Regions from separate parts of the Homo sapiens genome. Here region 2 is linked to region 1. Evidence: read pairs that join two places in POLR2A ChIA-PET (ENCODE). Cell type or tissue: MCF 10A. All regions are shown on one strand. Each heading gives the region's core, and the rest is flanking DNA. Links, peaks and the distances in the headings are about the cores only. Region 1 has its middle 15 kb from the start of LDLRAD3. Region 2 has its middle 70 kb from the start of LDLRAD3.

The links. ChIA-PET counts read pairs that join two places held together with the same protein. Peaks named below come from ENCODE experiments on the same cell type or tissue, not always from the same donor. Only the 100,000 strongest peaks of a DNase experiment are listed, where the experiment ranks them.
Region 2: POLR2A ChIA-PET joins it to region 1 with 7 read pairs; 4 of 35 experiments call an interaction of 5 or more read pairs at or near these places.

The regions. Positions count from the first base shown.
Region 1 is chr11:35,923,580-35,934,853 of GRCh38, reverse strand. No RefSeq gene overlaps it. Among named protein-coding and RNA genes, the nearest start is that of LDLRAD3, 15 kb to the left of the region's middle. In MCF 10A, for the core only: no CTCF peak of the experiment used is centred there; a DNase peak (open chromatin) is centred at 6,933.
Region 2 is chr11:35,868,111-35,879,384 of GRCh38, reverse strand. No RefSeq gene overlaps it. Among named protein-coding and RNA genes, the nearest start is that of LDLRAD3, 70 kb to the left of the region's middle. In MCF 10A, for the core only: no CTCF peak of the experiment used is centred there; no DNase peak of the experiment used is centred there.

The DNA of each region.
Region 1 (11,274 bases), core at 3,836-8,835:
ACATAATATTTTATATATGTGTGGGGTACATGTGATATTTTATTACATGCATGGAATGTGTAATGATGAAGTTAGGGTTATTGGCATATGTATCACCTTGTGTATCTATCATTTCTATGTGCTGGGAACAGTTCAAGTCCTCTCTTCTAGCTACCTTGAAATATATCATTGTTGTTAACTATGGTCACCCTGATGCAGGGCAGGCGAGCCCCAAAGTGGGGCTTAGCCCTCGGGGGTTCTTGATTTTGCCCAGGAAAGAATTCAAGGGCAAGCCAGGGGTAGAAGAAAAGAGCTTTATTGAGGCAGCAGTGTTACAGCACTGGTGGTGTTACTGCTCCGTGACTGCTCCTGCAGAACAGGGCTGCCCTGTAGGCCGAGAGTAGCAACTCAGAGCAGTTTTGCATCACATTTATACTCACCCACATAATAACACGCAGATTAAGGGGCGATTTATGCAGACATTTCTAGGGAAGGAGTAGTAGCTTTTGGGTCATCGGGTCATTACCACAGAAAGGGGCAATCACTCCTGGGTGTTTCCATAGCAGTGGTAAACTGACATGGCACACTGGTGAGTGTGTCTCATTGGAAAGCTGCTCCCACCTCGGCCCTGTTTTAGCGAGTCCCCAGTCTGGTTGGTGTCCGAGCCCCGCCTCTGGAGTTGAGTCCCACCTCCTACTTCAACCCTACACTGCTGTCCATCATTAGAACTGTAATCCCAGCACTTTGGGAGGCCAAGGTAGCACCTATTATTTTTCTCATTTTCAGAAGAAGAATCTGTATCTTATTAAAAGTTGCAGAGTTAGGAAATGGCTGAAGATTCAAACTGTGTTGTCCAAATCCTTAGTCTAGGCTTTAAACCATGTTAAAATATCGCCTATACTGGGACTTCAGAAAGAAAGCAAACCATAAAAAGCAACTATTTGGGGACAGGGTGAGAGCGAGGCAGAAACAATATTAGGGAATTTTTTATACACTCACTCTCTCTTTGTGGAAATATGGAAAGACAGGAAAATGTCTTGTAATGACTTGAGGAGACAGAATTATGGACAGTTCCCTATGCCAAAACTCTCAAATGTACATACATTTTTTAAAGCACACGTGTTATTCATTATTCCGAGGAAAACCCAACACATATTGAGGCCACTGATGCTTCATGCCACAGCTCCAGGAAGGCTGAGGACCAAATATTTAGCATAATTCTTCATTCTATGATTCTTCTTGGCTTGGATTTTCAAGAAGTTGAGAACACTGCTTTCTCTGAAGCAAAATAAAACTGTTTTGGATAAAGTTAAAGACAGATGACATTTAGAGTGATAAGCAGAGCTGATATATCCATATTCAGCCAGTCTATCTACATTCAGAGGAATGAGAACCAAGAATTTGGAATGGATTTATTAACAACTCATCACACTATGAGAGCGTGGGGTAATATTTTGTATGTGATGTACCAGCTGTCTACAGAGCTAAGCAAACCCAGAGATCACAGACTTTAGTCTCCTGTCTAGGTTCCAAGTAAATGGTCTTCAGGGAGACACCAAGAATAAAGGCTGCGAAAATGACATTAGAGCTCTTTGGGCTCCTTCTGATCATTGCTGCACCCTGTTCTCACTATCAATTTGATTTCACCAAATGATTCCATAAGTGAATTTGGAGCTTGTGAGTCATGACTGAAACTGACATGTTTGCTTGCATTTTCTACCTCTGAGTCCTCCTGTCCAAGTTTTCTCAAGCTTGGTGTCTGTCCTACTTTAAATAAGATAGGAATGAGACAGCTGACATATTTCCTGCAGAGACTGTGCCTCTAGTTGGTAAATCACAATCAGGAAGCTGACACCCATAATTTTTCTTCTCGGAGAAGAAAAAAAAAAAAAGAGAACCATTAGGATATGTTTGAAAGATCTAACATACCCAAAGAGGAAGAACTGTGAAGGGTTGTGGCAATCAAAAAGATAATATGGTTTCCATTACATAACCCTATCGAAGTCATTACACCATAAGATCAGTCCTGAGGGGAAGTCGTCTCTAATAAATTCCAGTCTAAACGGACAAAAAATAACTTACATGAAGTTTTTAATTGGAGTCTTCCAGAAATTAAGAGGAACCTGATTTGTAAAGTCCTACACATACCCAACATATTTCATAATCACTTTTCTCAGTTTTCTTACACTGTAGTGTATGTAGCCTCTTCCTGCAAATTTCTGGAAACATTTATTATGATCTTTTGTTCAGCAAATATTCACTTTCTTTCCACCTCCCACTGTGGGAAGAAGAGACTTTGCAGCCCACCGATGTTGGGCTAAGCCATGTGACTTGCTTTGGCCAAAGGAATATTAGCAGATCTAACATCGCAGAGGTCTTAAATTTGCTTGTGGGTTTTGGTCTGACCTCTTATGCTCTGGTAATCTACCATGAGAATATGCCCTGGGTATTTTCTGCTCTATTCATATGTGTCCCAAACCATGCATACATGGGGCAGACATGAACCTATTCACAGCTTGGATCCAATCCAGTCAGCCCACAGCCTGATGCAGAACCACCCAGCTGAGCCCAGCCCAGACACAGTCAGTCTAACTGTAGCCAACAGCAGACCCATGTGCAGCAGAATAACGTTTGTTGTTAGCCACTGGGTTTTGGGTGGTCTGTCAATGGTCAGTGTGTCTTCCTGTTCTTCTCTTTCTCATTCCACCTAATTCTAATTCACAAAGCCCCAAAGCATGGCAAGCTTCTCCTTCAAAGGAGAGAGAAGGAAGAGCAATATGATTAAGCAAAATCAGGATCTTCTTTAACACACACAGGAAAGAGCAAAGTTTGGAATTATTCATGTGTTGATAATTTCTAAATTGTCACACCTGTGATAATAGCTACCATTTGACAGGCTCGGTGTTAAACACTTTATAAACTTGAACATATTTAATCCACACAATAACTTAAGAAGTCAGGATAAATGTTACCATTTGGTAGACAAAGAAACCTGAGGCTTAGAGAGGTTATGTATTTTCTTAGAAGGCGCCAGAGCTAGGGTTTAAATACTCAGATTTAGGCAAATCCCAATAATTATTGAGCGACCTAGGCAGTCAACCAGTCTTAAAATGAAATACCATTCTTTAATGCAACAAATTGGCAAAGATTACGAACACTCTAATACTGAATATTGGCAAGAATACCAGAGAGGCATCTTATAAAATACAGGTGAGAATGTAAATTGGAGCTAACATTCTGGAAAGTAATCTGACAATATTTATGAAGAGCTTGAATATTTGCATATCCTTTGAACCAGTAATCCCACTTCTCTGATTATATTCTAAGGAACTAATCAGAGATGCAGCCGAAGATTCATGTACGAAGTTGTTCTTCAAGACGTTGCTTATCACAGTGCAAAATTGGAATCAACTGAAATGTAAAATAATTGCAGGATGGTTAAATAATTCGTATTGCTACAGGCTGGAACAATATGCAACCATTAAAAATCATATTTCAATGACATGAGAAAAGGTCTGCAATAACTAAGTGAAATAAAAACAGGATATAAAGGCCGGGTGCGGTGGCTCACGCCTGTAATCCCAGCACTTTGGGAGGCCGAGGCGGGTGGATCATGAGGTCAGGAGATCGAGACCACGGTGAAACCCCGTCTCTACTAAAAATACAAAAAAAAAAAAAAATTAGCCGGGCGTAGTGGCGGGCGCCTGTAGTTCCAGCTACTCGGGAGGCTGAGGCAGGAGAATGGCGTGAACCCGGGAGGCGGAGCTTGCAGTGAGCCGAGATTGCGCCACTGCACTCCAGCCTGGGTGACAGAGCGAGACACCGTCTCAAAAAAAAAAATAAAAAAAATAAAAATAAAAATAAAAACAGGATATAAAACTGAATATAAAGTGTGACTCCAGTTTAAAGAGTATGTTTGTTCATCTATGTGTGCCTGTGATTGTCAGATAATAAAATAATATTAGCAATGCATTATTTCTGCATAATGATTATTTTTTGTGCGTTTTCAAAGTATCTTTTTGTATTTCTCAAATGCATTGAATGAGCAAGTGTTACTTTTGTAACTAGAAAAATATACTTAAAATGATTATTTTTAAAAACAGCAATTTTTATCCCTACACAATATAAGCAGTAGGAGGACAGGTCTTTACCTGTTCTGTTCACTGATACATGCTCAGAATAGTGTCTGGCTCCTAATATGTGTTCAGTAAATATTTGTTGAATGAATGAAAGTTATAGCCTGTGGTGTGTGCAAATCTATTGTGTGTGTAGGTTATCTGTGGTTTCATAAATAACCATCCTCAAAACAGCAACCATTGTAATAGGCTCATGCATTCTGTGGGCCAGGAGTTCCAACAGGACAAAGTGGGATGTCTTGTCTAATTCCATGATATCTGGAGCCTCAGCTGGGAAAAAAATGTGTGTATTACTCTGCTTTTGCTGCCATAACTATGTTGTTATTGACTTATTGATTTACATATTTTATTTAAGACAGGGTCTCACTCTTGTCACCCAGGCTAGAGTACAGTGAGTGGCACTATCATGGCTCACTGAAGCCTTGACCTCCCGGCCTCAAGTGATCCCCAGTGATCCCCCTGCCTCAGCCTTCCGAGTAGATGGGACTACAGGTGTGTGCCACAACACCCGGCTAATTATTATTATTATATTCTGTATAGGTGGGTGTCCCACTCTGTTGCCTGGGCTGCCTTGAAATCCTGGGTTGATGTGATCCTTTCACCTCAGGCTCCCAAAGTGCTGAGATTACAGGTGTGAGCCACCATGCCTGGCCTGGCCTGGCTGCCCTAACTATGGCTGTCATAGAATGGGTGGCTTAAACAACAGAAATTTATTTTCTTACTGTTCTGGCTCCTGGGAAGTTCATGATCAAGGTGGCAGCCCATTTGGTTTCTGGCGAGGGCTCTCCTTCTGGCTTACAGGGGGCCCCCTTCTTACTCTGTCCTCATACAGTTGAGAGAGAGGAAGGAGCTCTTTGCTGTCTCTTCTCATTAAGACACTGATTTTATCAAACCGGGTCTCCCCTACACCCCGTCATGGCCTTATCTAACCCTAATCACCTCTTAAAGGTCCCATCTCCAAATACTATCATTTTGGGGATTAGGGGTCTGACATATGCATTTTGGGGGTACACAAACAGCCCATAACAACATGAATAGCTGCAGGTGACTTGAAATGTTAGAAGCAAAAATAGCCTGGAAAGGCTGGGTGCGGTGGCTCATGCATGTAATCCCAGCACTCTGGGAGGCCGAAGCAGGTGGATTATCTGAGGTCAGGAGTTCAAGACCAACCTGGCCAACATGATGAAACCCCGTCTCTGCTAAAAATACAAAAAATTAGCCAGGCATGGTGGCGCACGCCTGTAATGCCAGCTACTCGGGAGACTGAAGCAGGAGAATCACTTGAACCCAGGAGGTGGAGGTTGCAGTGAGCTGAAATCACACCACTGCACTCCAGCCTGGGCAACAAGAGTGAAACTCCATCTCAAAAGAAAAAAAATAAAGAAAAAGAAATTGCCTGGAAACTTCTTCCCTCATATGCCTGGGGTCTGGGACGGGACAACTCTGAGGCTGGACTCAGCTGGGACCATCAGCTGAAACATCAACACATGCCCTTCCATCCAGCCTGGACTTTCACATTAGATTTTGCAAGAGTCCGCAATAAACCTTTGCTATGCTAAGCCACTAATACTTTGGGTTGATTGCTGCAGTGTAGCCTACCTTATCCTGGACTAAGAATGATTTTCAAGTATACGGTTATTTAATGTAATGAGATAAACCTTGTTAGCCTAGAGGCTAGCCTAAGGAATGTCTTTCCTTTCCACCATAGGCAATCTGGAAAGCTGAGCTTCTGCTCAGCGAGACACGTGAGATACGCATGACATGGACCAGGGTGCTCGCCTTGTCATGCCACTTACAAACAGTGTGGCCTTGGATAAATTACAGAATCTTTCTGAGCCTCAGTTTTCTCACCAGTAAAATGGGAAGATGATTATAACACTTATCTCAGGATTGTGAGAATTAAGGGATAGGTATCTATTATATGGCACTGGGCACAGCATAAGCACTTATTAAATGTTAGCTGTTATATTACTTCCATTATTACTTCTATTATTATTATTATTATTTTTTGAGGTGGAGCCTCACTCTGTCGCCCAGGCTGGAGTGCAGTGGCACGATCTAAGCTCACTGCAACCTCCGCCTCCTGGGTTTGAGTGATTCTCCTGCTTCAGCCTCCTGAGTAGCTGGGACTACAGGCGCCCGCCACCATGCCCGGCTAATGGTTTTGTATTTTTTTAGTAGAGACGGGGTTTCACCGTGATAGCCAGGATGATCTCAATCTCCTGACCTCGTGATCTGCCCACCTCGGCCTCCCAAAGTGCTGGGATTACAGGCGTGAACCACCGAGTCCGGCCATATTACTTCTATTATTATACAGTCCGCAATCTCTTGAGCTGAAGGCTAGGAGGGTGTCCACTATGCACAGTTAAAAAAAAAAAAAAAAAAAAAAAGCTGAATCAGCACATCCAGAGAGAAAATTGAGTATCTTTTGTGTTTGGTTAGGGCTGAGAGAAAAAAGGAGGCTTTTGAACTCCCAAAGCCATAAACGAGAAGTGAGGAGAAAGGCCTCCCCTTTTGATATATTAAATATCTACTTATGTATACACCACCTGGTTCCATATAAGAAGAGAGAGGAAGACAGACTTCATGCCATCTCATCTTCTGGCAACAAAAACAGGTGCTAAAACAAGGACGGGATGTAAAATAGAAGCAGAAAGTGGCTCCCAAAAAAATCTTACCATGGGAACCTCACTGCAGACTCTGGCTGTGCGCTAAGCTCTCTAGCCGACTGTGCAATAAGTGCAGCCGTGGTGGTTACACAACCTCGCAAGGTTGCACAATCCAGTTTAGGTTCTTCATCACCCAGTCACGCCATTGCCAAAGCATGCTCCCAAGGGAGGGGCTGGGAGGCAAGCCGCTGGCAAAGGTGACTTGAGTAAGGTGCTGGGTGTCATGCCTAGCACTGTGCCACAGGGGCTGAGTCACCCCAGAAATTTAAGGTGTGGCCGCCAGGCCCCTGCCAAGGAGGGCCGGGGGACCCGGAAAAGAGAAGAATCCCATTTTTGCCTTTATCACCATCACTCCAATTCAGAGGAGGGTACGTCTGAAAAAAATTCTCTCTAGCTTGCACTTTTTAGGCCGTTTAATTTTTTATTGTTGAGTATGAACAGTGAAACAGAGCAGTTTCCTGTTTCTTGGCCCCAACCCCCCAACCACCGCTGAGAAATTTGAGTTTAAAACTGCCGGAGAGGAACATTTAAATTCTATAAATTAGCTTCACTAAAGATGCTTAAGCATTTATGAAAACATTCCCATTTTACTCTCGGCGTTATAAAATCTTAAAGAAAAAAAAAAATCCCAAATTGCCACGTGAAGCTAAGCTGGCAGAGAGAGCGATCTGCTCAGTGCAAATATGCCAACAGCTTTACAAATGAGGAATATAGAATCAGGATTAAGAGCCCGCAGATCATTTATCAGTGACAAAACAAAGACTCCTAGCCTCTGGACTCAGAGTCCGCGGAGAATCTAATCGGCTACATCGCATGCCCCAGAAGCAGTGTTCAGTGTTAACTCATTTATACCCACATTAATGCTGGCAGCAGGGAACTCCGTTGTGCCTGCCTTGGTGCCCAGAAGAGCTATTTTGGTGTAAAACAGAGCTCGGCTTCAGGGAAAACCTGGGTTTAAATCCTGGTTTAGCTACTAACCAGCTGGTGACGCTGGACAACGAACTTTATCATTAGAAGACTCAGTTTCCTCCTCTGAACACTGGAGAGAATAATAACATGCAGGCATTCAAGAAGGGATAATTTCCCTGATAACCTTCACTTCTAGACAAACACAATAAACATAACCAAACGACGGAGTGGTTCCATCAAATGTACTTTTTTTTTTTTTTGAGATGGAGTCTCACTCCGTCAGTCAGGCTGGAGTCTTGCTCCGTCGCCCAGGCTGGAGTGCAGTGGCGCGATCTCTGCTCACTGCAACCTCTGCCTCCTGGGTTCAAGGGATTCTCCTGCCTCAGCTTCTCGAGTAGCTGGGTCTACAGGCACCTGCCACCACACCTGGTTAATTTTTTGTATTTTTAGTAGAGATGGGGTTTCACTGTGTTAGCCAGGATGGTCTCGATCTCCTGACCTCCTGATCCACCCACCTCGGCCTCCCAAAGTGCTGGGATTACAGGCGTGAGCCACCGTGCCTGGCCCAAATGTACATTTAAATAAACATGTTCGGACACACACCCCCATTCCCACCACGAAAAGGAGAGTGTGCCGAAGAAAGAAAATAAGACTCCAGTTCTTTTTTTTAACTCCTATTATCTACTTTTCTTATTCTTCTGATGACACCTGGGCCTTCTATGGCGCTGGGGTACAAAAAGGTCACAGCCAAAAGCAAAGAGAAGCTGATGACGTTAATTTTGGTTTCTGATTCTGAGGGTTTAGGTTTAGGAATAATTTTGACACTTGGCTTTATAGAAATTTCCCCTTAAGTGCTTACTTTAAAATCTGTGACTTCCCCACCGTGCAGCCCCCAATCCTCTAAACAAACATACCGTTGTCACTACTCTCTTAACCTCCAGGCAGCAGGGCACAGAGGAAGGAACACTGGCATTGTCTGGCTGGGGGACCACAGGCCTTGCTTTGTCGTCTAACTTCCAAGCCCCTTCAAAGAGATTAGAGCCAAAATGGAAGCTCTTGTTCACTACAACTTATTAAAATGCTATATGTGTTTCCAGTTTTATCTGCCTAATTTGCATCTTTTCTGTCCCTCAAAATTAAGTGGTCACCCCAATGGATAAATACCATCTCTGAAGCTATATTCTGAGCAGTGCTTAGAGATTAGACTTTCCAAGGACGAACACCTGGTTTAATAACTATCATTGCCAACTATGCGTTATCACTATTTGCACAGTTTTACCTTTAATATGACACTTTTATTTTCATGGCATTTCATTACAGTCTCCATGGACAATGGCTTAGCAGAGAGGAATTGAGGAATTCTCAGGGATTTTTTTTTTTTTTTTTTTTTGAGATGTAGTCTCACACTGTCACCCTGGCTGGAGTACAATGGCAAGATCTTGGCTCACTGCAACCTCCACTTCCCGGGTTCAAGCGATTCCCCTGCCTCAGCCTCCTGAATACCTGGGATTACAGGCACCTACCACCACGCGCGGCTAATTGTTTGTATTTTTAGTAGAGACGGAGTTTCACCATATTGGCCAGGCTGGTCTCGAACTCCTGACCTCGTGATCCACCCGCCTCGGCATCCCAAAGTGCTGGGATTAAAGGCATGAGCCACTGCGCCCAGACTAGGCATTCTCAATTTTAATGCTTGCTTAGTGATGTGCTGGACCAGCACTTTTCCTTTTTTGTTTTTATTTGTTGAGATGGAGTCTCACTCTGTCTCCAGGCTGGAGAGCAGTGGCGCAATCTCGGCTCACTGCAATCTCCACCTCCTGGGTTCAAGCGATTCTCCTGCCTCAGCCTCCCAAGTAGCTATGATTACAGGTGCACACCACCACACCCAGCTCATGTTTGTATTTTTAGTAGAGACAGGTTTTCACCATGTTGACCAGGCTGGTCTTGAACTCCTGCCCTTGATCAGCACATTTCAATGCAACTTTCTGGGATGCTATGAGGCTTCTCTATCTGTGTTGTCCAGTCTGGTAGCTCCCAGCCATACAGCAATAGCACTTGAAATGTGACTAGCACAACTGAGGAACTGAATTTTAGAAGTATCATCTTTAAATAATTTGCATTTAAATATAATTATCACATGAGACTAGTTGCTACCATATGGCACAGTGAAGCGCTAGACACTACCCACTTAGGACTTGTGCTAGACCAGTGCTGTCCAATGGAAATATAATGTGAACAACATATATAATTTAGTTTTTTCTAGTAGTCACATTAAAATAAGGAAAAAGAAAGAGGGTGAAATTAATTTCAATAATATATTTTATGACTGACTATTCAAAATATTATTCCAACCTATAATCAATTAAAAAATTAATGAGCTATTTTACAATCCTTTTTTCATGCTAAGTCTTCAGCATTTGGTGTGCCTTTTATAATTATAACACATCTCCCTTTAGACTGGCTGTATTTCAAGTGCTCAACAGCCACATGTAGCTAGTGGCTAACATATTGGACAATATAACACAGATGTTAGCCACCCTGAGGCTAACTTTTCCATCTATAACATGAGCATGCTTATAGCAACAAGAATCAAAAACACTCTTGTCTTTTAACTCAGGATGCTAAACAATGTTAAACATAAATGCCAAACTTGCTATATTTATTTTTACTAAAGTATACATAGCTATGCAAAATATTTGGTGTTTCCTTTTTAAAGATGTTTCTTGTTCTTTTGCTTTGAATTAAATTCACTAATTTCACCATGTCAATATTTACTGCTAATTATACAAGAACATCGACAACTTAAAGAAATGCAATGTGTGTATCATAGAATTCTTAAGCTCAGCACCTACTAATTTCCATGTCAATAATTTCCATTAGTGTAATGGGACACAATAGAAGCTGCTCCTGGAATAGAAATGGGTAGTGAAGAAAACAATTATAGAGAATCATTGGGCAGCAAAGTAGATAACCAATAAGCCAATGACCTGATCAATGGGTATTAGATACATTAAATGCAAAAGATGATCCTGAAGTGTCCATTAGCAGAGATTCTACAAATATATTACCTAAAAATAATCAATACAGCCTGCTGACAATGTAACCTATAATAGTGGTTTCAGAAGCAATTTCAAAAACGTGCACTGCTCACACTTGATTGTCTTTTCTACTTTTACGCTGCAAACCATACCTTTCCCTATCTCCATCTTAAGTCCCTTCTTTAAGGCTTTTTCTATAATAGTTTGTTGTTTCATTCTTACCACGCAGTAAGAAGAAATGGAAAAAGGGAGTCATGTGGGTTTTCTGTCTCTCCAGGACACAATTTGATGAAACATGACCAATATTTGCTGATGGCTTTGAAGACAAAACTATGACATTACAGCCTTTGCTTTTAAAGGTAGAGGAAACTTGTGAGAAAGTTAGCATGGGGGTGTGTAATGGGAAGCACGAGTTGTAAAGATTGGATGCTTCCTGTTAAACTTGGACAGGAAATTTGTTTTGTCATGATTGTCCAGAATGTCAGCTTGGCTCCTCACTCGAAAAAGGGAAACAAAGAACAATTCTTGTGTCCTTGTGTGCCG
Region 2 (11,274 bases), core at 3,277-8,276, 55 kb after region 1:
AGAGTTTTAGGAGCTCTGTGTCAGAAACCTGGGGGTAGAAACCAAACATAGTATTTTTTTATGATGCCACAGTTAGTTTCTTATAAAATTAACTATGCATATACTCTGTGACCCAGCATTTCCAATTTTCAGTATTTACCCAAGAGAAAGGAAAATACATATCTGAGCACAAAGACTTATGTGTGATGTGCATTGTAGCTTTGTTCATAATGGTCCCAAAGTGGAAATAATCCAAGTATCTGTAATAGGAGAATGAATAAACAAACTTCAGCATATTCAGAGAAATGGAGTACTACTCAGCAATAAAGAACAGCAGACACACACTATGATCTCAGAAACGTGATGTGGAATGAAAGAAGATGGAACCAAAGAATACGTTTTGTGTAATTCCATTTATAAAGAAGTCACAACAGTAGTTGCGAAACCACAACAGTAGTTGCTGAAGGCTGAGGGTAAAGATGGGGAAGAGAGAACTTTAGGGGTCATGGAAATGCTCTAGGTTTTTTTCAGGGTGTGGGTTACAGAATATGCATCTGTTAGAACTTGTCAGACTTTACACTTAACATCTGAGCATGCCCTGAAAAACCAAAACAACAAAGATGAAAACTAGCATCATGGCTCAGGCTTTCATGTCAGATGGACCAAGTTTCAAGTTCTGACTCTGCCACATATTAGTGGGCTGACCTTGGGAAAATAAAGTGTTCTTAAAATCCAGTTTCCTCAGCTGTAAAAAGGGAAGTGATAATGAAATAGAATAATTTATGAGAGCATACAGTGTAATAAATGCCCACTAAATTGTGGTTTTATTTTTGTTTTATTTTATTTTATTATTATCTTTTTAAGACAAGGAAGGTCTCACCCTGTCACCCAGGCTGGAGTTGAGTGGCATAATCACAGCTTACTGCATCTTCTGCCACCTGGGCTCAAGCAATCCTCCCACCCCAGCCTCCCAAATAGCTGGGACCACAAGTGCAAGCCACCACACCCAGCTAATTTTTTGCAGAGACAAATGTATTAGTCCATTTTCAACTGCTATAAAGACATACCCGAGACTGGATAATTTATAAAGAAAGAGGTTTAATTGACTCACAGTTCTGAATGGCTGGAGAGGCCTCAAGAAACTTACAATCATGGTGGTGGGGGAAGAGGCATGGTGGCAGGTGAGAGAGAATGCCTGTGTCAGTGCAGGAAAAACTACCATTTATAAAACCATCAGATCTCATGAGAGTTCACTATTAGGAGAACAGCATGTGGGAAACTGCCCTATAATCTAATTACTTCCCACCAGGTCTCTCCCTAAACACCCGGGGATTACAATTCAAGATGAGATTTGGGTAGGGACACAAAGCCTAACCGTATCAATGAGGTTTCACCATGTTGCCCAGGCTGATCTTGAACTCCTGGCCTCGAGCAATCCACCAGCCTCAGACTCTTAAAATGCTGGGATTACAGGCACGTGCCAATGCACTCAGCCTATTTCAGAATAATAAAAAGACTTGTGACACTGTAGAAAATCATACAATTATAGAAAATAACCATAATCCCATCCAGAGATAATCACTGTAAACCTTTAGACATATGTTTTTTCTATTTATATATGTTCTATTTTTTTCTATGCATATAGTTGAGTTTATAATGAATATACAATGTCAATTTCTTCTTTCATTAATTAATAAAAGCATGCTTATATTATTAGATATGCTTGTAAGCCAAAAACATTGAAAAAGTAAGGTTGTGAACTTCAGGGAATCTGTCTCCCCACCCCACTAGTGGACCAATCAGAGTGAGCTTTTTAAAAAGCAGATCTGTTGTGTTACTTCCTAAACACCTCAATAGAGTCCATTGCCCTTAGAATCAAGTTCAACTTAACAGGGGTACAAGGGCCCTTCACGATTGGGGTTTGAGTGACCTAGACTGGGTCTGGCTCCACTTCTAGTTGCATTTCTGTGGCCCTTCTCCATGTGTCTCTCAACCTCCTTCGCCCATCAAGCTAGCTGGGGCACGTTCTCCTCATGGCAGTGGCTTATGGAGGCACATGGAACGCCTAATACCTAAGACCTAAGCTATGAAAATGCCTCTTAGGATTGGCATAGAGACACACCTACCAGATCTCACAGCCAAGTCAGAGTAAATGGGGAGAGAGGCTCTCCTCATCCTGGCCACAGCAAAGTTGAGGCTGCAGGGAGTGGTGAAGAACTGGAGCCAATAGCTCAATCTACTGCCACCCCCATGTGCTCCCGGCTGACTGACCAGGTTCACCTCCTCCAGTGTGTCACCTGCTCCTCTTCCTACCTTCAGACATCCGACATTTCTTTGTAGATTGCCAGCTTCTCACTTAACTCCTCCTTGACTCTTTCTGAGTCCAGGTCAGGCCAGGTGTCCTGCCGTGTGTTCCCGTAGGACTCTGCACCTCCCTATCATAGCTCTTGCTACACTGCTTTGTGCTTGGATGTTCACTTGTCTATACCCTGGACCCCTTATCTCTTTTGAAGGTTTAGGTGAGCTTGTCCTTGACATGTGAGGTCAAGAATGGGGAAATTTTGTTCCTGAGTACAATCTTTAGTTTCCTGAAATAGAGTACTGGGTATTTCATGCTTTGGGTTAGAAACCTTTGGAAGGGCCCAACTCCAAGTGAGAAAACACACCTCTTTCTTTGGGTTACAGGCAGAAACTAGACTGTGATGGATATCTGCTGCTTTTGCTTGCCCACATCCCTTTGGCCTTTAAATATATATATATATAATAGCAGCTGGTCTTTGGGGAATCCCTTCTTTACCACTGTATACAGGCTTCTGTCCTTGCTAATCAGATGTCCTCCCCCAGTAGTATGAATCAGGTATACAGGCTTCTGTCCCTGCGTCCTGTATCCCCTGCCTTGGCTTAACATTGAGCTAATCAGATGCTCTCACCCAGTTAGGAATCAGGTGGAGCAACCTGATAGGAAAATCCTTTGAAAAGACTTTTCTCAAAGGTAGTCCTTTGCTGTAACTGCCCATTATTAGTTTCTGCTACCCAGACTCCCAGAGCTACTGGGGTTCCTACTGTTGGCTTAGCTTTTCCTGGAATTTGCTATGCTATCATATAGCCTTTTGATAAATTCTTGCATTTTGTTTTTATTAAATTAACCAGATCTCATTTCTGTTACTTATCAGGAAAGTAAGCAAACAAAAAATACCATCACTGACACCACAACCAGATGCTCAAAAACTTCAGAGCCCACTCTGTATGTTTCCCTCGGGTCCACCAGTGAGGGGTAAGAAGTTTGGCAGTTCCTATTTTGGGTTAGTTGGCCTTTGAGCTCTTGTAAAGCTCCTTTTTTTTTTTTTTTTTTTGAGACGGAGTCTCTCTCTCTATCACCCAAGCTGGAGTACAAGGCTGCAATCTCCGCTCACTGCAACCTCTGCCTTCCAGGTTCAAGCGATTCTTCTGCCTCAGCCTCCCGAGTAGCTGGGACTACAGGTGGGTGCCACCATGCCTGGCTAATTTTTTAAAAAAATATTTTTAGTAGAGATGGGGTTTCACCATGTTTAGCAAGATGGTCTTGATCTCCTGACCTCGTGATCTGTCCGCCTTGGCCTCCCACAGTGCTGGGATTACAGGTGTGAGCTACCGCACCAGCCTGTAAAGCTCCTTTTAAGAAGTGAATCTCTGGATGATTCAAGACTGGGCATTTCTATTGCATAAATCTATCCTTTGCTAAGGAGTGAGAGAAACTTCCTGTGGCAGCTGGAATAACAAAGTGGCTACTGAATACTATGTCCTGCACATTAAAAATATATCCCCATTATTATACTTACAGAGTGGGTCTTTAGAGTATTCTTAGAGCTTTGAGGACAGACAGTGTGTGGAAATTACCAGGGTAGGCAGGCTAGAAGGTGGCCTGGGAGCCACCATGTTATATAAAATAAATCCCCTTGCTGTCTATCTATGGATTAATCTACATATGAATCTTTCCATCAGTCATCCATCTACCTATTGTCTATCTACCACTAGACCTGGATGAACTTTCACAGACCCTAGGCATGTTCACATTTTTCATAAGCTAAACAGCTAGGGCATGGAAGCACTACCATGTGGTTAGCCTGGCTTGCTGAAGAGGAGGCCTGAGGCACAGCTGACTGTGGGCTGAGCCTCCCTTTGTGATGAAGCGCCCACTTGCTCGTGACATCGGAGAAGAAAAGCGTGCACCCCGTAGTCTCTGCTTGCCAGAAAGTACTCTTCTGGTGGAAAAACAAATTATGGGATCCTGTCCTAATTTGGGACAAATGACACCTCTAGTTTATTCTTAATTGTCCTTGTATGCAAATTTTCCTTTTCCTTTCTAATTTGTCATGTGAGCAAAGTTAAATTAACCCGAACATGTGGTAACAGACTCGACTGATTTTAAGCTCTTCACTTCCTTCCCTTAGGCATTTAATCAGTTCTATTTTTTTGAACTAGATTTGTTTGGCAAGTCAAAGAGAAGATAACAAGATTGGGGGCTGGGGGGAGGCAGTTTTTTAAAGATAGAAGTACAAAAGGAGCTGCCATCTGAAGTCTCAAATTAGGATGGAAAGCACATTCTCTGCAGCTTTATCTTACTATAATTGAAAGTTTAAAACAGAGTGGATTTCATTTGAATCAAGAGGCTGCAATTAACTTTGTTTTTCTAAGAGGTGCCCTTTTAGTATATCATATAGCATTAATGCCTGCTTTTCACTACTGACTTGGAGTAAAGGGTGTATTCCATTGTGAATATATGCCATTTAAAAAAATATGTTTCATTTTAATAGAATTTTGAAAGGCAACGAGGTACCACAAGGAAACATACACCCCAGGTTTTCAGAAGCCCTGGGTTCTTGGTCCTCTCCTTCATGTTAGGTTGGGGTAAAAGTAATTGTGGTTTTTGCCATTACTTTTTTTTTTTTTTTTTTTTTTTTTGTTTGTGGAGACGGAGTTTCGCTGTAGTTGCCCAGGGTGGAGTACAATGGCGCAATCTTGGCTCACTGTAACCTCTGCCTCCTGGGTTCAAGCAATTCCCCTGCCTCAGCCTCCAAAGTAGCTGGGATTACAGGCACCCGCCACCATGCCCAGGTAATTTTTGTATTTTTAGTAGAGACAGGGTTTCACCATGTTGGCCAGGCTGGTCTCGAACTCCTGACTTCAGATGATCCACCCGCCTCGGCCTCCTGAAGCGCTGGGATTATAGGCATGAGCCTCTGCGCCCGGCCTGCCATTACTTTTAATGGCAAAAACTGCAATTTCTTTTGCCCCAGCTAATACTTACCAGTTGGAGTAACCTTGCATAGGTCTCTTGCTGATGTGAGACATAATTTCTTCTTCCATAAATTATTAATCACTGCCCTGACCTGCCTAACCTACAGGGCCACTGTGCTCAATAAAAGGTAAGGCATGTCGTAAATGTAAGGTGCTGCCAAAATTCACAGGAGTGTCAGCTGGGAGCAGAGTCTGTAATTCCCAGTAGCCACCAAACCAACTTGACCTGGACATGTTCAGGAATGAAGTAAGAACCCAAGCCTTAGAGTCACCCGGGATGGACTTCCTGATTCCTCGGTTCTGAGATATGTCACTATGTATACAGTGGGGTGGGGGTAAGTTGGCCCAGGTTTCTGAAGAGTATTTGGCATTCTCTATTAAAATTCATCAAGTGTGTACCTTGTACCAGGGCTTATAATTTTAGGAAAGCATCCTGCGGAAATACCTGCACATGTGCATAAGAAATAAACATAGTTGTGGTCGGTCATGGTGGCTCCTGCCTGTAATTCCTGCACTTTGGAAGGCCAAGGCGGGTGGATCATCTGAGGTCAGGAGTTTGAGACCAAGCCGGCCAACATGGTGAAACCCTGTCTCTACTAAAAATACAAAAATTAGCCAGGCATGGTGATGGGTGCCTGCGATCCCAGCTACTCGGGAGGCTGAGGCAGGAGAATCGCTTGAACCCCGGAGGTGGAGGTTGCAGTGAGCCAAGATCACGCCACTGCACTCACACCTGGGCAACAGAGTGAGACTCCATCTCAAAAAAAAAAAAAAAAAAAAAAGTAGTTGTTATTGATGATTACTGATGGCCAGCTTCTGGGTTTTTTATACGTATTAACTCATTTAATCCTACAAAAAACCCTCTGAGGTTATTATCCCCACTTCATAGACGAGAAAACTGAGGCATAGAAAGGCAGAGTAAACCGCCCAGCATTATAAAGCTAGCAGATGGCCCCGCTGAGATCTGAAGCTGGGAGGTCTGACTGCAGATCGTGTGTGTTCATCCTCTACAAAGGTGCAGAAGCAAGTTTTGCAGAGCCTGAGTTTCAGAGAAGTTTAGAGAACCTCTTTAAAAAACACAAAATTACACACATAAGTTAGGCACACAATGAATATTTATTTGCAAAGAGAGAATAAACTACAAAAGTCACACATTTTAAAAAGCTGCCAAATACCATAATCACAAAGTTCAGAAAAATAACATAATATTCTTATTAATTTACTGCTTCATGTGCTTTTACAATGCCTTCCTTCCTACACTTTTTGGCTGCATACTCTTTGATTGCTTCTGATTCATATGACAACAATTGTGAAATATCACTTTTCATAAAGAGAGTAGGAAGATAGTTCAGTCTTTCCTATGGCATAGTAAATTGAAATCTGTTCTTTATTATTGATAGTCGTGATGAGAAAACGTGCCACTTCATACAGACATATACTAGCTGGTTGTGGTATTGCTGCAGATTTGGCCCTACAAAGAGATCTTGATAAATTTTATTCTCCCTGATTCTTGTCAAAAAAGAAAAAACCATATGGTACATTTTTTGTTGTACATGCTGAATTATTCTGTTTCTGGTAGACTTTTGTGAGAATCAAAACCCTTTTCATACCTCTGACAATTGGAACTTTCCCCAGACTAGCTTCTTGTTCTGTACATTTCAGACCAGGTCTCTTCCACTTCTGTATAATTCTGTACCTGTTGTCCTCCGGCACGTTTTTACTGAGACATGACCCAGGGTCCTGCAACTTTGGATCTTGACCCCTGTAAGTCAGCATGGGGCAGTAGTACTATTACTGGGCGTCACTCTTACGTTGTGCGGCTGGCATGCACTTACCTGCATCCTGTGACAGTAAATGAAATGTAAGCTCCCTGGAAGGGGCCTGGGCAATGAGGCGCCAGAAGCATAAACTTCTTTGGCTTTGTGGATTTGCTGCACAAAACGATAAAAGAATGATGCCCATCACAACCTGTTTTTAATGATGAAAAACTGGGTAAACCTAAATGGTCATCAGTACAAGACTGGTTAGAATATGGGATGTCCATACAATACACTCCTTTGCAAAATGAAGCCATGCAAGTAAATGTCTTAGGAAAAATGGCTGGGTGCAGCGACTCACGCCTGTAATCCCAGCACTTTGGGAGGCCAAGGCAGGCAGATCACTTGAGGTTGGAAGTTCAAGACCAGCCTGGCCAACGTGGTAAAATCATGTCTCTACTTAAAAAAAAAAAAAAAAAAAAAAAAAGCTAGGCATGGTGGCGCACGCCTGAAATCCCAGCCACTTGGGAGGCTGAGGTAGGAGAATCACTTGAACCCAGGAGGCAGAGGTTGCAGTGAGCTGAGATCATGCCACTGCACTCCAGCCTGGGCAACAGAGCATGACTTCATCTCAAGAAAAAAAACAGTCTTAGGAAAAATGAAGTAAACATCTAGATTTGTGCAAGGCAAGGTATCTTCTTTCCTCATGGTAAAGTAAAAACACAAGTTACAGGATAGTATAGTTAGTATAATTCTGTTTGCATATTTCAAAAATTGGAAATTGGTATATTTGTAAATGCACAGACACATTTTGGAAGCATAGTTAAGAAACCGAGAAGTGATTGTCTCTGGGGTGTTTGGACTGAGAATTTGGGGAAGAAAAGAGGAAGTTTTAATTTTCACTTTTTATCAATACTGTTTGAGTTATTTGACTTTGAGTACATATTATTAACACATATACTCACTTGCAGATGACAGCACCCCAACTCAAAAGAGATTAAGGAAAAAAGAAAATGTATTAGTTCCTGTCACTGGCTGGGAGCATTGGGCAGTGCTGGATCCAGGTGCTCAAAAGGTGTCGTCATGATTCTGCCTTTCTAAATCTCTTGGTTATTTTTCTTCCTCTTTGGCTGAATCCTCAGGCAGGCTTTCCCTTTGCAGTAGCAAATGGTCACCAGCCACCTCAGACTTAAACTTTTATCAGCTCAGCCATCCCAGTGAAAAGAAAGAGAAATCTTCTTCCCTAAAGTTTCCAGTGAAAGCTGTGGTGTTGACTCTGTTGCATCCTTTCTGGCCATACGTCCATCCCTGAACTATTTATGGAGCCTGAAAAGATGAATTAGGCTGAACGACCAGGTGAGATCATATGGTCACCCTGGACCAGAGGTGGGTTCGGTTTCACCCAAACCACATAGGCTGGGCCATTGCCTGAGAGGGAGGAGGGATTCCAGGAAGAAAAACCAAGGTGCTATTCCCTAAAGATGAGAAAAGGGTCACTATCAGGCAAGAACATCTATTTACCACATACACATTCCTTTTACAATTTTAAAGGGAGAGAGAATTTTAAAAAGAGTGTGAATTGTCAGGGGAAAATCTCAGAGCAAGTCAAATATCTCAGCCTTGCTAGTAAAGCAAAATAGAAACTATTGACAACAATTGAACAAAGGATAGAGAAAATTCCTTTCTACTATCTTTTCAAAAGAATCAAAAGTTGCGTTTGTTTGGTGGAATAATTATGCTGGTTGAATAATTAATGGTAAATATTGGGTTGAACTAAATAAATTATAGTATATTTGTATAATGGGGAATATACAGCCATTAAAACGATGTAGTAGATGAATATTAACACAGGAAAATTTACCACAATTACCTTGAGGAAAAAAATGCAGGTTGCAAAACAATATTTACAATACGATCTCACTTTTATTTAAAAATGTGTATGTATGTATGCATAGTAGAAAAACTCAAAACTAGCCTACAATTGTTTCATCAGCAGCTTTTCTGGGTAGATATGTTATGAATGACTTTTATTTTATCTCTTTCCATTTTTCTATTTTCCAAGTTTTCTCCAATGAATATTTATTGCCTTTTTAAATGTAATTTTAATTTTTATTAGTTATTACTTTAGAAAGTCAAACAGCCCTATAAAACATAATGAAAAGCAGTGTCTTGTCTCTCTCTTCACCCTAGTCCTCATTTCCAGAGGCAAGCACATTCAATGCTTTAGATGTTTTTTTAAGTATTTACTTCCATTTTTCTAAATAACATGTTTATATTGCTATTCTTGATATTTCAAATTTATATGTTACATATTGACTTTCTAATAAGGAGTATGAAGACAATTATGTTACAACACCCTTTGAATACAATTCTTTGTTCATTTTCCCGACATGGCTTAAGTCACTTATACCACGCCCGGCCCAATTCTTATTTTTATTCAATTCGTATTTGTTGGACCATGTATTATTCATTGCTGATCCAGGTTGTGTAATTACATTTCCTTTCATGACACATATTTCTTTTAAGGACTTTAATTTGACCCTGAAAACCCTGCCACTAAGTGAAGACCTGTTAAATGGAAAAAAAAAAAAAAAAAAAAAAAAACTGTATGAATATTAACAGGGGAAAGTATTAATGTATCCCAACCGAAGATGCTCAACTTTCACAGATAGGAAAAATATCAATTGAACAATAAAAACAAGCTTAAATAAATAATACATAATGAGTTGATATAGTAAAGACTTACTTTATTCACCAAAGGAGGAGGAGTAGACTTGAGTGTCTGATGGAAGAGGGAGTCATTCTCTGGAAGGTAGGTTCTTGTTGCACCATTGTATTCATCAACTTTTTGGGGTCATAGTTATCATTTGCTCAAGCTGCACTTAAAAACAGTATGGAACTACACCTTTAGGGCTAAATAAAAGCTAAATATGAGAATACCTCAAAACGTGGAAACAGTATGCACACCCAAAAGACTAAAGTGTTGTAGAAAGTCTTTCTTATTTGGCACTCCTTGCATAACAAAGCATTTGGGGCTCATCCATATGCGGCAAGTAACTCAAATTTGCCCAGTATGCTAGTCTATGAATGGAAATGTTGAATCAGTTGGTAGGTATGTCATTGCCTGAAATTGTAATGTCAAATTATCATGTCTTGCAGCACATATATGTAGTGTGCTTCTGGGTAAAAACTTATCCCCAAAACAAAAATAAAAGACAAATAATAGTTGTCTGAAAAGTGGAATAATTTTTCAAGATATATTATGGAGAGGAAATTTTAAGAGTCCTTATATGAGGTAATTACAGAATGTTTTATTTTTCTTGTACTTAATTGTTTTTTAAGAAAAGTTTGGTGTTTGTCAAATTTCTGGTGAAATATTTGTACAGCTATAGAATGCCTCTCTACATAACAAAGCATGTCAGATAATCTACCACTTTTATTTTTTATCCCCAGAGACACTTTCTAGATATCTCTCTTCTCCTGCTCTACTCTGGATTAGTTTTGCTTTTGAATTGCTGTACAGCTGTTTTCCTGGACTTTTCTTTTCCATCCTCCTGAAAATTCCCTGTCTCTTCTCCCCTGTGCTGGATTACCAGTTGATCGTGTTCCTTTTCTTCAGTTTACTCCTTCATTCCCCTGTGCTGGATTACCAGTTGATCGTGTTCCTTTTCTTCAGTTTACTCCTTCATTTTGATGGAGCATATCCTTCAGTAACTTTTTTAGAAAGGTATATGGGAGGTAATTCTTTAAGACCCTGCATTTTCTAAAAATGTCTCTATTCTATATTCACTTCTGACTGATGGTTTGGCAGGCTAAAGAATTCAAAGTTAGAAATAATTTTCCTTCTGAATTTTAAAAGCACTGTTGTGTCATCTTCTAATTTGACGACATTTTAATCTCTATTTTTCCCTGAGAGCTTTTATTCATTTCTGGTGACCTAAAGTTTTGGAATGACAGACTTTGATTTGAGAATTCCTACATTATGCTAGGCTCTTTGAAGGCCTCCTTAATCTAGAAACTTAGATTCCTCCATTCATTAAAGTTCTTCTCTTTTGTTCTTTGATGTTTCCCCTCCTCCATTGTCTCTCTTGGTTATTTAGACTTTGGATCTCCAGACAGATCTTCTCACTTTATTTCATTTTCCATTTCTGTTGTAATGTTACAGTTTCTGGGGGATGTCCTCAGCTGTATCTTGTCATCCATCTGTTGCATTTTTATTTTGGCTCTCACATTTTTTATTTCTATGAGTTCTTTCTTGTTC